Linked DNA regions of Homo sapiens: regions 2 and 3 are each linked to region 1. A link is a contact called in ENCODE Hi-C or POLR2A ChIA-PET data. All regions are on one chromosome and are shown on one strand. The core of a region is the stretch at or near the end of the contact, and the rest is flanking DNA. Distances in the headings are between cores, read along the strand shown. Region 1 holds the start of KLF5 (KLF transcription factor 5). Region 2 has its middle 98 kb from the start of LINC00392. Region 3 overlaps LOC105377816 (a long non-coding RNA gene).

Region 1 (4,548 bases), core at 1,953-4,452:
CCTCTGGAGCTGCGGTCTGGTGTGAGCTGAATATACTGGTGAACTCAGGGAGGGCCTGGGTCGGGGCCGGAGGAGGGGCAGTCGTTTCACTCTGGTGGCTGAAAATGGCAACAGGTTCTGTCTTGATGTGTGTTACGCACGGTCTCTGGGATTTGTAGAGGCCAGTTCTCAGGTGAGTGATGTCAGGGAGGAAGACGTTCATGTTGATACTGTAAGGTAACCCTTCAGTGTCAGTGAAGAACTGGTCTACGACTGAGGCACTGTCTCGTCTATACTTTTTATGCTCTGGAATTATAGGAACTGGAGGAAGCTGAGGTGTCAGATACTTCTCCATTTCACATCTTGTCTAAAAAAGAAGAGATATAAAATGCATAATCCACCTGATTCACCATCTCGGGAAGAACGAACAATCGGCGCCTACTAAAAATTCCCCCAATCCCTGTGTAAGGTACTAGGGCAAACTCCTCAGTGTTGCTTATAAACATATCAGGCTTATTTTGTCGATTGTGTAATAACTGGTTGACCAAAACCTTATGAAACTCTGTGTAACTGGTAAAACTGCTCCCCCAATCACCCCCAAAAGTGAAAGACGCAAATCAAGAATAAAAAAGAAAGCAAACTTAAAACATTCCATTCTGATGCAATAACAAGGTACCATCACCCCTGTACAAGCAGGATTCCCTGCCCCATTACACAGTTAAGTTTGCAATTAGAGTACAGTATTGAAATGTTGCCAAACTACCTCAATTCTGTTTAAGTCACAAACATTAAAAAGCGTGGTTTTTTTTAATAGAAAAAACGATGCAAACCTTTAAAATATTGCACAGGTTTCTTTTCTTGACTAGATACTTCAAAAGTAATATAAAAATATTATTTGGCTATTTCAGTGTCTTTTCTTGTTTACAGTTCAATGAGAAATTAAACACAACGTTCTAAGCAAAACCTTGTATCCACTGAAACAAAACAATTTCACATTCAATATTTGATCTAAATGTTGATTTTCATCAGCAGATCCTGTAATTGGTTAATATGATAATGAAATGTTCCTATTCATATCCCTATCTAAAACAGATCTTTAATTACCTAGGGGAAAATCACTCCCTTGGTAGAGTGCTGCTAAGGAGCCCGTGGGTGGGGAGGCTGCTGTATCCCTAGCACAGTCATCAGCAAAACATTTATCATGTCCTTCTCAGTGGGCCAATGCTACATTCCCCCCTACTCTGTAAAAAGCTCAGTCATCCCTTATCTTCTTAGTGCCTCCAGAGCAGAAAATTGACAAACTGAAATAACCAAATACTTTTCAAACGGTGATCTCTTTTCTAGGCTATAAACCAGCTTGTAACAAGTCGCCTCAAGCCTTTTCCAGCTATCTTCTCTCCTAGTATAACTTAAGCCTACATTTTTTAACACTGAAAAGGAAATTTCGAAAGATAAGAAAACCAACTAGATGGAATGGCGCATATATTAGCTGTGGCACCTTAACAGGTAAATAAGACAGTCATTTTCTGCTACTACTTCATTTCAAATGCGTTTCATCTCGGACCTTGGTGTGGATGCGGACGGGGTTTCCCGGATAGACATGATTTAAAAATAAAAATTAACGCTCTCATCATGTGAGTCACATCTCTGACAAACGCCACTGCCCTCTCACAGCAAGACCCTGGCAGACCCCACGGAGTAGGCGCTGGGTAGCAAATATACGACACGCCAAAGAGCTACTAAATGAAGTGTCTTGAAATAAACTGAACTAAACCCTTTCGTGCACTGCGCTCCCGCGGCGGTTAGTGGTTTCTGATTTTAGCTCTTCCAGCTGTTTGCATGTGGGTATGTTTCCAATTTTTTTTTCCTTGGGACAGGCTAAAAGTCCCGGGAAGTTTTTTCTGGGCTATATGACTCCCTGCGTGGGCGAAAGAAACAGGCGGTTGCTCTAATTCGGCTGCTGGGCAAGTGTAAAAGCCAACTGCCAGCTTTCAACGCGGCTCCGGGAGGAAATTTACGTGCACACGAAGAAAACAACACCCCCGGTCTTTTTTTTTTTTTTTTTTTTTTAAGGAAAAATAAGCGCTCCGACACAACCTTAGCTTTCCTAACTCTCATTTTCCAAACGCGGCCCGCAATCGCTTCTAAAGCAGGTTGAGCCACCGGGTATGAAACCTTGGGGAACCTCTCCCCAGCACCCCAATTTGCGTTTCTACTTAACCCGAGACGATGGGGATGGGGGGGAGGGCTCCAATGCCTTGGCATTGGAGAGCGGTACAGGCGAAGGCGTAATTTAAGTAAAACTGAGCGTAAGGTACAAGGTTTCGTCCCTCAAGTGTAAGAAAAACAACTAAGGTGCGCGTGAGCACCCAGTTCCCTCCCTCTTACCTCTCCCAGGCCGACCCGCCGGGGCAGATTCCCCTCCATCCTTCCCACCCCCGGCCCCCCCCCCCATTTACTCTCAGCGAAACGCGGGGCCCCGGCCAGGCGTGCAGGGCGGGGCTGCCCACCCAGCACCGGCTCCGGTGCGCCCCGACGCACGCCCCAGCCTGGAGCGGCCCCTGTCGCCCGCGAGTCGCAGCAACGGGACACGCCCGAGCCCGGGAGTGCTGCGGTGGGAGGGGAGCGGCTCTTCCTACCTGGACCAGGTCCTCTGGAGGCAGCCGCGGGCCGGTGGCGGGCGGCTGGGCCGGCTGCGGGGCCTGCGCGGGCGCGGGCTGCGCCTGCGGGCGGTGGTGCGCGTGCTTCAGCTCCTCGCCGGGGAAGAGCGCCGCGTCGCGGGCCGGATTCGCGGCGCCCAGCACCGGCTTGAGCTGCGCGAACACCGGCTCGTCCTGCGGCGCCGGCGGCTGGGGCACGGGTCCCAGGCGGGCGCTCATGCTCAGCACCCTTGTAGCCATGGGCACTCGGGGGCGCAGCTCCAGGCGCGGGTCGGGCGCACTTCCCACCTCGCCCACGCTGGCTTGGGTCGGCGAGCTCAGCGCGGGGCTGCCGGCGGAGGAGGGGAGGTTTCGGGTGGACTCCTCAGACAGCGGCAGGCAGTTTTCGAAGGCGCGCACGAAAAGCAAAACTCTTCCGCTCTTCCACACGTAAACGCCAACGTCCTCCGGGCGGCCACTTTCTCCCGCCCCGCCCCACCGTGCTCTCAGGCTCTCCGGAGCCCGCTCCCGCCACCGCCGACCTCCGCGAGAGAACCGCGAGCGCACGTACCTGCCCCGCGACTACTGACACTTGACGCCCGCCTCTATTTCACCCAACTCCGGGGGGGCGGGGCCCGATCGCCTGATTGGCAGCGCCGCCGCGAATCCCGAGGCCCCGAGGCCGGCCAGGCCTGAGCGGCCAGCCTATGAGCAGGGAGAGAGGCAGCCAGGGCCCCGCCTCCGTCGGCCCGACCGCACCCCTCTCGGGCCACGAGCTTCGCGCGCAGGGCGGCCGCGCAGTTTGTACACAACTTCTCTGACAGATTGGGCTGGCGGAGCCGGGGGCGGAGGGAAGTAGCGGAGCGGGTGGAATCTGGGAAGAGGGGGAATTAGGGTGGAGACGCGGAGGGAGATCTCTTCGCACTGTTCTCTGCCAGGATTAGGAAGAAAAAGAGTATTGCACGTCTTAGGTGTTGTGCAAGGACCTGAAACTCAAAAGCTGAAACCCAGAAGGCAGCTAGGTAGGGGCGCTGAGGCTTTTAGAGATTTGTCTAATGAGTGTGTACTTTTAAATATCCAAAATGTACTTCTCTTTAGCAGAAAACTAGGGGCGGTGTGATAAACAAATTTAAAACAGCTCTTGTCCCTGTGTATCTTTAGCAGTGAGTGTATCCGTTTAACAAGGCAAATTCAGAATGCCTGAATAAAAGATTTGATGGCAAGCGTTTTTTCAGATCCTTGCATAAAAGCCTGGGTTTTTCCCACTCCTTCAGGATTTTAATTGCTAGACGTTTTCCCACACATTTCTACTTCCCATCCGTGTGTGGGGAGGAGGGCTTGGGCCATATGAATTTTGAAGTTTCTAATATTTAAGCCGTGTTGATTCTAGCCGAAGCATGGAATCTAATTTAAGCACGACTAGCTCAAACGTGTATTTAAATAGACATTACATCTTTGACTTATTTTTGCTAGCACTGTATGTTCAAAAAATGGACTTTAATATTTACAAAGCAGAAACCTAGCACATTTACCTCACATTGTGGCACCTTTTCCTACGAAGAGACAATCAAAAAGCCGCAAACATAGACACAGAGCAGCTCTGAAAACTGGGAATCCAAATTTGTTGGAAAGTAATAGCCAAATATATTACCATCCATTTACTATGTTGTTATAATGGGAGGGTGAATTTTTGCCAGCAATCACCTAAGGAAACCACTTCCCTTAATCCTTAATGTTCTTGTACATGATTTTATCTGGCTTATTGGGAGGACGGAACAATAAACTGCAATAAAAATGCCTGTGATATTACTACAAATGTACATATGTTGACACACAATATACCATTAGACAGTTTTACATATACCACAGCCTATTCATCACTTCAGAGTAAAACAGCTTTAAAAAAAAGTCTTGGATAAAAACGTTCACT
Region 2 (4,712 bases), core at 1,489-3,988, 410 kb before region 1:
AAAATTAAATAAAGGGCATACTTCAAGAGCACATATAATTTACATTTGGGTAATGAGCGAACAGATACTTCCTTTTCTGAATTTTCCCTTGATGTGCCATGAGCAATGTCAACTCTTGATGCCTTCAGCTTTTAAATGGAGTGCTGTGATAGAAGTAGAATTTTAAAACCCATTTGCTTGGGCTTTTTCTCTCCAAAAAAAAAAAAAGTCTTCACTGTATGTTTCTTTATCTATATCTTTTTTTTTTTTTTTTTTTTTTTTTCGGAGATGGAGTCTTGCTCTGCTGCCAGGCTGGAGTGCAGTGACGTGAGTTCAGCTCACTGCAACCACTGGGAACTCCACCTCCCAGGTTCAAGGGATTGTCCTGCCTAAGCCTCCTGAGTAGCTGGGACTACAGGTGTGCACCACCACACACAAATTTGTGTATTTTTAGTAGAGACAGGGTTCCACCATGTTGGCCGGGATGGTCTCGATCTCTTGACCTCATGATCCACCCACCTTGGCCTCCCAAAGTGCTGGGATTACAGGTGTGAGCCACCATGCCTGGCCCTCCTTATTTATATCTTGATAGCTTCCTCCACTTAATGTTACTGTTCCTAATAGTGGTTGGGGTGTGTGTGTGTGTGTGTGTGTGTGTGTGTGTGTGTGTGTGTTTGGGCTAGGAAATGTAGAGTGGAGCATTGTGGTAATTTCTGAGCTGTTACACTGTCATATCACGCACACATGCAAAAGAGGATTTCATTAAGATATGGAGCATTCCACACATTAATGAGACCCAACTTAATTCCATGGAAGTGGTGTGTGATGGTAAACACAGGAAACCTAGGATTTCTTATAAGCTAATGTTTCACACTGTGCAGAGAGCAGCTGTCAGTCTGGGCATTTATATTTTAGCAATCCTCTTGGACAAGACTTTTAAACTACAACCAAGATGCAGGTGGCAGGATGCAGGAGACATGGCCTTCAGGGGAAATTTACTCTGCAATTTCTCAGCAGGGCTGGACTCTACTCAGTAATTATTCCAGCTCTGGGGAAATCCTAGATCTTGACAATTCTCCAGGAAAAGGAGGTGGGTGGAGCAACAATGCTCTTCCGCCCCCAGAAATGCCTGGTAACTTGGAATCATTGGAGAGTGCCCAGCTTGTTCTGGGAAAGAACATATATCCTAGCTAGAGTTAGTTCTTCCACTAGCAGTAAGACAGCCCTTCCCCTATCTTAGCCACGTCAGCAGTTTCCAAAAATCTGTCTTGGGAAGACAATAGTGCTAGTGCCACAGCTACCCATATAGCACCTTTATACAAACACACAAAAGGCACCCCTCTGGGCCAGTGTAGCCTCACCTCAGGGTGTATGGCCCAGTGAGCATGGTGCACACGGGATTTTAGCCCCAGCCTGCTACCTTCTCCACTGGGTGCCCTTGTGTGAGGCACAGCCTACAGGTACAGTAGCTCTGACTTATACTCTTCACTTGCTGTTCTCATTCAAATATTATAAACAAAACAGCAACCATCGGGTGTTTCAGGCTTAATATTTGCAATCTTCAGCAACACCTTGATAACAGTCCATTAAGTGAGATCTGCTGATAGTAAGCCCCCTGATTAAACCTTTGGCTTCCCAGTTTGCCATATCCTGTCTGCTTCAGACACATCATTACCCAGGTTATAAGCTGATGTGTCCAAGATAAAGCCTGACTTTAAGATGACTCTCACAGTGGTTTATTTGTAAGACACGTCAGAAAATTTCAAATTATTTTAAGCCTGTCTTGCATGACTTCATGTTGCAATCCTTACCTGTTATAATCTTCAAGTCATGAAATAACTTTGCAAAAGAATTGTTCATGTACTGTAACACAATTCTAGAGAATTTCTCCTGAGGTTCGTCGAGGTTACAAGAAATTTTTTAAAAAGGGTGGCAGCACTATGCTGAAAATATGTTCCCTTTTAGCTAAGCCACCAACATAAACCATATGTCACTCGTTTCTCTGTGGAAGAAGTGTCCTTTGCAAGGGCAGCCTTGAAGGCACAGGGAGCACAGACGGTCTCTCTCCTCACAGGAGAGAAAAGAGTACCAGGTTGCTGACTAGAAAGGGTTAAACAAGCAGTGGAGAAATGGAAACAGATAAGAACGATTCTTGTCATTTCTTTGCTGCATCCTTGCCTAGCACTGTGCCTAGGACAGAATAGGTGCTCAATGAATGTTTACTACATGATTAATTAATCATCGATTACCATTGCACAATGACCTTGGGACATATGCCACCATCCAGACTCAGTTTATTTATATGTGGAAAATCAATCCAGGGTTTTTAGCTCAGTTTTGGTTCATGCCTTGAGAGACCAAGATTACTGGCTTAATTTTACACATTCCAAAATGGATTCTATTTTTCTCACTTTTAGACACAGTGAACATGACTATGATCACGTGTGCGTCAACTGCATAAGCATATCCTGACAGGTTTGAAAAAATAATAGCTATTTAATTTACAAAGAATGTTGCTATTATTAAGGACATGTCAGTTCCAATGGATTAGGGCAGATCATCACATTTTACAAACTGCCAACATGTAGTGACACTTTCCTCTATAGGATGAGTTTCATCAGATTGAAGTGCTGGTTTCTGGTTTATAATTCAATCCATTTCGCTGACTCACAGAGGGTGGAGTAAAATGACAACGTCCTTTGGTCCTTCAGTCAGAGTTTTTCTTATTACTGGGTGATTATGCATTTATCTTCTTACCACATGAGGTGCTGTGTAAAACCATGGTCAATAATTACCACCCTGAAACTGACTTTTATGTACCCTAGAACTGCCCTCACATAAACACGTTGGATCAGAGAAAACAAATGAAACATAAGACTGTCATTAAACCAAGAAAGTTTGGAGGGACAGGAAGAAAGAAAAATACCATGGCTGTGCCAGCACAAACGTTGCCCAACAAGAGACTTCAATAGCCAGCCACCTTCACTGTCAGGTACATTATGCACAGCTACAGTTACTGCCTGTTGTAAAGGGAAGAAAACACTGGCCAGATACAGCATAACAAAGCTTGCATTGTACACACAAGTATATAGGATATAAATATGGAAAACCAAATGCTATCTCTGTTGAAAGAAAATAGGAGGCCTTTAGTGCGGGCAACTGTCTGAACCGGGAAATTAGGTTTAGACTTAAACCTTCCTCTCTCTCCCACACTCCTACTTTTTGAGGAGTTGGTGTTCTCTGATACTTTTGGCCAAATGTGTACAGACAGCTGTTGAAGTGTGATAAGGGATTTATGCCCTTCTAGAGTAGGCATAAAGGACTCCAGAGAACCTGGGGTTGTGTGACAGTTCAGAAACTACCAGTAGATACAATGACAATGAAATTATAAACTCCCTGTAGTGCTTTTTATGTTTAATATATGTTCCTTTCTAGCTAAGCCCATTTAAAATTAGGAACAATAGACCTTTGCCAAACGCTTTGGTAGTACTGCCTCTGTGTGCTGTGCCAATGACAGCCCTTACCTCCTCCCTAAAAGCAAAAACAGTCCAGACGTTGACAGTCATCACTTCCTCCCTTTTCTTCATGGTTTATGCCCTAAATGTACATCCTTATATACAATAGTACAGTATTTATTTAAAATACTTAAAAATAAATGTCTTTGAGGGCTCTCAAATTACAGCTTCCCCCCTCCCCCTTTTTTGCTTTTTGCAATTTGAAGAAATTGAGTGATTTGGCCTGTGAAGTTTCCTGTAGACTGGATTTTGGTGATGTAATCCCTCTAAGGTAATTCCAGCTTTTTTTTTCCTGGTCTCTAATTTTCTGAGGCTTGATTCTATTTAGGTTTATTCTTTTTTTTTCCGAAATAAGTTTATGGGTGGCAATGTGTTTTTGCATTGGGAGGCACTTAAAAAAAATTAGGGGCCAGGCGTGGTGGCTCACACCTGTAATCCCAGCACTTTGGGAGTCCAAGGCAGGTGGATCTTCTGAGGTTGGGGGTTCAAGACCAGCCTGACCAACATGGAGAAACCCCGTCTCTACTAAAAATATGAAAATAGCCAGGAGTGGTGGCACGTGCCTGTAATCCCAGCTACTCAGGAAGGCTGAGGCAGGAGAATCGCTTGAACCGGGGAGGCGGAGGTTGCAGTGAGACAAAGTTGCGCGCCACTGCACTTCAGCCTGGGCAACAAGAGCGAAACTCCGTCTCAAAAAAAAAAAAAAAAAAAAAATTAAAAACAGTTTAATTTAGGAAAGATTGATTTTTAATAGATTTCCCATTTAATATTTGAATAAACAAAGTGCAGTTGGCCCTCTGTATCCATGGGTTCCACATCTATGGATTCAGTTTGCTGTGGATTAAGAATATTCAGAAAAAAAAAAAAGAAAATAACAATAATAAAAACAATGCAAATGAAAACATACAGTATAACAACTATTTACTTAGCATCTACATTGTATTATAAATAATCATAAGTAATCAAGTATCATACGTAATCTAGAGATGATTTAAAGTATATGGGAGGATGTGCATAGCTTATATGCAAATACTGCACTCCATTTTATATATGTGACTTGAGCATCCACAGATTTTGGTATCTATGGTGGGGTGGGGAGTGCCCGGGAACAAATTCCCTACAGGCACTAAGGGATGACAGTATAGCCAATTCTTGAGTATCTGTGTCAATAAAGGAAAATGGTAGCATACTGATGGAAAAGAAAAACAATCAATGAAT
Region 3 (4,830 bases), core at 2,233-4,732, 460 kb before region 1:
AAGCCAGAGTGAATGTATCTATATTTGTTAGGGCAGCTTAAATTCCCAGCTTTCCCCTTGTTCAGCCCATGCTCCCTGCCCAAAAGTGGAGAAATGCTACCACTCGATTCAACCAGACATTCCCCAATAGGAGAAATATGCATTTGCATATCTCTGCCTTTTCCCAGTATTTCCACAGGCAGGCAAGAAAGGACTGCCACACAGAATCCTGTGAATTCCTATGTTCCATACCATATTCATGGAATTACATTTGATAAATGAGTAACAATGAAATGCTATTGCTTCTTATATTTGAGATTTGATCTAAAAGAAAACACAGAGAGAAATCTGAGTTTTTTGAAGGCAGAATGTTTTATAAGGGGAAATACATATATAACAATTAAATACATATTTGGCAATTAAATATTTGGCAATTAAGATAAGTACAAACAGTTGGGATTTTTAAACATCAGCTCTTTGAAGGAATAGAATGCCTTAGAATGTTCACCCTAGTACATACCCTGGCAAATGAACTTAACGGCAACTATTTAAGAATGAGCATCAGGCCTATGCCGAGTAGAAAGCATGACATTCTAGGATTACGATGATAATTCTACTTTTACAAAACTGAACCATACGGCATTGTTAGCCCTAAGTGGCTTTCCCTTGGAGGTTATATAAAAGAATGACGGTATATTGGATGACCTTTAATTATTCAGTTTCCTTCTAAGGATAGCGATCTGTATTCTAGCTCTGACTGTGGGTCAGAGACTAAATAAGAGAAACTCAAAGAGAACTGCAGCCGAGGAACGAATAAACCAAAAACACAAGCACCTGATCTGTTTCCTTCAGACGATTCCTTTCACTCTGTAGGGCCTATGTATAGTCATCTCTCCCACTCTCTATTGAAATAAACAAGTCTAATAACACCGGATGTGAACGGCAAATTTGAATTTTAAATTTCGAACACTACAGGTAAGAAGCAGGCAGCAAAAGGGGAGCAGAGTATCACCTTCCGAAAACATAACCCACCTCTTACGCCACAAACTTCGGGCCTTGGCAACAGGAGGCGGCAGCATAGCAGCCCAGCCTGGGAGCTGCCCTGCTGCTGCTTTCTAGAGAGGATGGAAATGGATGTGAATGTAGCTCAGCATTCCAGAAACACAGCAGCCTGGCACAGTGAATGCTGGAGTGGGGCCTGGTTCTCGCGCAAGTTGCAGGAAAGATTCTCTGTTCTCCCCAGGTCCTGGCAGGTGTGAGATAGAGGTGCAAGCAAGTAAAAAGAACACCTTGATTTCACAAGGGTATGCCAACGGTGACCTTCAGTTTGTTGTCCCAGCATGCGGCACCATAGCCTATCGGCCTGCAGGAAAGCCCCTGCAGACAGGGAGGTTTGCTGGGAGGCTGGGGCAGATGCTGGTGGCCTGTGCTCAACTTCACACACTGGCATTAGCACTGGAGGGGATTCTACTCAACCTTCCAGCAAACAAAAAAGCATTCTTTATGGGAGGGCCCGGGCACGGTGGCTCACACCTGTAATCCCAGCACTTTGGGAGGCTAAGGCGGGTGGATCACCTGAGGTCAGGAGTTCGAGACCAGCCTGACCAACATGGTGAAACTACATCTCTACTAAAAATATAAAATTAGGCAGGGGTGGTGGCGCATGCCTGTAATCTCAGCTACTTGGGAGGCTGAGGCAAGAGAATCATTTGAACCCGGGAGGCGGAGGTTGCAGTGAGCTGAGATCGCACCATTGCACTCCAGCCTGGGCAACAATTGTGAAACTCTGCCTCAAATAAATAAATAAAGTGAGAGGTACTGCAGGAGATGGTGTTTCTAAGAGCATGGAGAGATGGTAAAGAAAGACAAGTTGGGAATTGACAGAGAGGCTGTACTAGAACAATGTTTTCAAGTTCAACCTCAGGTCAATAGAGTTTGCTAGATACGAGAAACATGGAAATAAATGTTCTTTCTCTTTTCCAAGTGATTTGAGGAAAATATTCACTCTGAGAAAGCACTTCCTTATGCTTCTCAAGATGAAAAGAAGGTTTCTATTTATGTATCATCCAAATGTCCTGGTGAGGAGCAAAACTTATTTGTCAAACACGCTGAACCTACCCACCCATATTGACTCATCCACTATCTCAGATGCTCTCTGAAATCCAGAATCTTTAAAAAGGAAAATAAGATACTTCATTGGCGTTTTTTTTTTCCCAGAAAGTTACTTATTATGACTTTTGTAGCTTTGCATTTTTTCTTTACTTCAACATGTTATTTTAAAAAACTTTTTGGTTTATTGTTAATTTCCCCTTTTGCGGGCTCAGTTGTACAATATGGTATGTGTGTTGGCTGTAATTTTGGAGCTGAATTTATGGGCCTGCTATAGTTCAAATGATAGTCTATTTTTGCTTGTTTTATTTTTTCCTGGGCTTGATATGTTTTATGAGGTTCTTTCCTATAGTGCTGGCATTCATATCTGGCATAACCAAAATTCTGTCTCTTATTTAATATTCCTTCAAAGCTTTAAACCTAAGTATTTTCTTTTCCTTTGTATGATGCTGGAGCTTGTTGTGATTTTTAAAAAATATCTGGAAACATTTCCTTCCACATCAGAAACTCAAGTTTGCAAGAAATCCCTTTGGGAGCCTTGAAATGTTTATTTGAAGGGCAGACAGGAGGGACTGACAACACTGGACCTCCTGTCCACCCAGTCCCTGTGTGCATCTGCGGGAGAAGGGATGAGGTTGGAGTGAGGAGACTGGCACTGATTCTTCACCCAGACCCTCTGAAGCCCTTACCTGCCTGACATCCTCTTTCCTCTCTAGTGAGGTACGACCTCACTGCTCTCATTAGTAAACAGGCTGCTCTTCTCCAAGCTTTCACTTTCACAGTGAACAGGAGACAGCCTCTACTGCTGGGTTTCTTGTACAGGCTGACTTGACCTTCCAGGAAAAATGTAAAAACAAAAACCAAAATTGTAAAGAGGTTTGGGGGAACACAGGGTGGTTCAATAAGACGGGTGCCTGTATTAGTCCACGGAATAAATTTCTGCACAATCCACTCCACCTAAAGGAAGCTATAAAAACCTTATGATTCCCCAGGAGACCCTAGATCCAGCCTAGCCCTGCCCCTAACTAGCTATGTGGCTTTGCACAAGTAACTTCTCCAGGTCTGAGTTTTCAGGTAAGTCAGAGATGAAAGGGACTATGGGATCTTCAGGCCCAACTCCCTGCTATTTCTAGTGTGGAAATAGAAGATTGGAGGAGCCGAATGACCTGGCAAGGTCACGGTTAGTTAGAGGCGGGTCATCTGACTCTCCATAAAACTTTTTTTTCCACCACATCATACAGTTTCTCTCACGTGTAAAACTTGACTGGGGAGTGGGGAGAAGATGGCAGTTAGGAGGAGAGGAGGGGAACAGTTGTGAAAGTTTCTTGAAGTTTTCATGCTGTGCAGCATCCACGGCTGTGGGAAGCTAGGTTGATGCATGTTCAGAGCAGCCACTTCTAATGCCTCCATTTCCTCCTCACTTGTCTCCTCCCCGTCTCTTTCCCCCTCCCTTCCACTTTTTCTCCACACCTCATCACTGTTTTCTTCTTTATCATCTCCCTGTTTCTTTTCTATTCTTCATGATTCTGAGTTAGGAAATACCTTACCAGCAGGTATAGTTTATTGTGCTTTTTGCTTTTTTTTCTTTTCTTTTCTTTTCTTTTTAAGAAAAGGTCTCACTCTATTGCCCAGGCTGGAATGTGGTGGAATGTGTGGCTGCAATCACGGATCTCTGCAGCCTTGAGCTCCTGGACTCAAATGATCTTCCCATCTTAGCCTTCCAAGTAGCTGGGACTACAGGCACATGCCATCACACATCACACATCTCCCAACTTTTTTGTAGAGATGGGGTCTCACTATGTTGCCCAGGCTGGTCTCAAACTCCTGGGCTTAAGCGATCCTCCCACCTCAGCCTCCCAAAGTGCTGGGATTACAAGTGTAAGTCACCATGCCTGGTCTTTTGCATACTTTATTTTCTTTAGGAGAAAAATATGAGAGCTAGCCAATCAGTAAATAGAAATTATGTCCCTTCAAAGACAAAGTGTTTCCAAAAAAAAATTTTAGGAAGATGGAATTAGATGAAAAAAAAAAAGATCTTGTTTTATATTTTTGGGCTTTAGAGGTTAAATCATTTCTATAGAAGGGTGTGCTAGAAAGAAAAGTTAGAAGGCTTGCTTCTGGAAAATGCAGCATTCTAATTCAAGTGTTGTCTGAGAAGAGAAAGCAGAGAGTACTCATTGTACTAATGTGAAAAAGATGAATGACACCTAAATGGGTTTTCTTTGCATCACAGACCACAGTTAAGTGTTTTACATGCATTTGTCACTGCTATTAATGTAATCACATAAAACTTTCTCTTGTTCTCAAGTGCTTTTAAAGTGAGCTATTTGAGCTTTTGATTCTGCAGGTTTTCCTTCTCTTTCAAAATTAGCAAAGGTAATATGTAAGCCCTGAAACTTTTTTTTTTAAATGTAAGAGCAGAAGTAAAGAAAAGAGTATGGTAGTTGCTTGGGTAAATTGAGAACCGTGGCGTATCTTTCATGGGCTGTTGCCCGTAATTGTAATAAAAATATCCTGAGAGGATCATAAAGGACATTGCAAGTGTTTTCTGAATGATATATTAGTACCAGATCATCTATGCAGGCCGTCTGCACAGCCATTCTTCTCCTGTTGTATTTTCCCTCTGACTGAGGAACTCCTGGCCGCCTCAGGGAGAGACTCCCTGCTGTGCCCCCGACAGCAGGAAAATCTTGGGATGGACACAGGGTAGTCATGGGCTTTGCTTTGGCATGGTTTCTGGAG

What was found. Hi-C counts contacts between places; a loop is a spot of excess contacts on that map. ChIA-PET counts read pairs that join two places held with the same protein, here RNA polymerase II (POLR2A). Pooled maps may share reads with other maps.
Region 2: a map of mammary epithelial cell shows a loop between it and region 1 (8-fold over the local background). The contact joins the enhancer-like site here to the promoter of KLF5 in region 1. A Hi-C loop is called at or near these places in 1 of 168 maps with a recorded cell type or tissue (mammary epithelial cell) and 2 of 50 pooled maps. POLR2A ChIA-PET finds 5 or more read pairs at or near these places in 2 of 52 experiments (MCF 10A and PC-9).
Region 3: a map of CD4-positive, alpha-beta T cell shows a loop between it and region 1 (2.3-fold over the local background). The contact joins the enhancer-like site here to the promoter of KLF5 in region 1. A Hi-C loop is called at or near these places in 2 of 168 maps with a recorded cell type or tissue (CD4-positive, alpha-beta T cell and naive thymus-derived CD4-positive, alpha-beta T cell) and 7 of 50 pooled maps. POLR2A ChIA-PET finds 5 or more read pairs at or near these places in 2 of 52 experiments (BJ and CD4-positive, alpha-beta T cell).

The regions. Positions count from the first base shown.
Region 1 is chr13:73,057,659-73,062,206 of GRCh38, reverse strand. KLF5 (KLF transcription factor 5) reads right to left here and starts at 3,202. Exons shown (of 4, transcript NM_001730.5): 1 at 2,619-3,202; 2 at 1-346. The coding sequence starts at 2,879. RefSeq lists silencers at 2,439-2,528, 2,849-3,458.
Region 2 is chr13:73,463,742-73,468,453 of GRCh38, reverse strand. No RefSeq gene overlaps it. Among named protein-coding and RNA genes, the nearest start is that of LINC00392, 98 kb to the left of the region's middle. Within about 2 kb of position 2,738, at least 8 of the 41 ENCODE cell types and tissues checked have a DNase peak (open chromatin) inside an H3K27ac peak, as active enhancers do; they include PC-9 and mammary epithelial cell, where a contact is called at or near this core.
Region 3 is chr13:73,519,408-73,524,237 of GRCh38, reverse strand. It overlaps LOC105377816 (a long non-coding RNA gene), which reads left to right. Exons shown (of 3, transcript XR_942079.2): 3 at 1-639. Among named protein-coding and RNA genes, the nearest start is that of LINC00392, 42 kb to the left of the region's middle. RefSeq lists enhancers at 759-1,258, 1,259-1,760. Within about 2 kb of position 3,482, at least 2 of the 41 ENCODE cell types and tissues checked have a DNase peak (open chromatin) inside an H3K27ac peak, as active enhancers do; they include CD4-positive, alpha-beta T cell, where a contact is called at or near this core.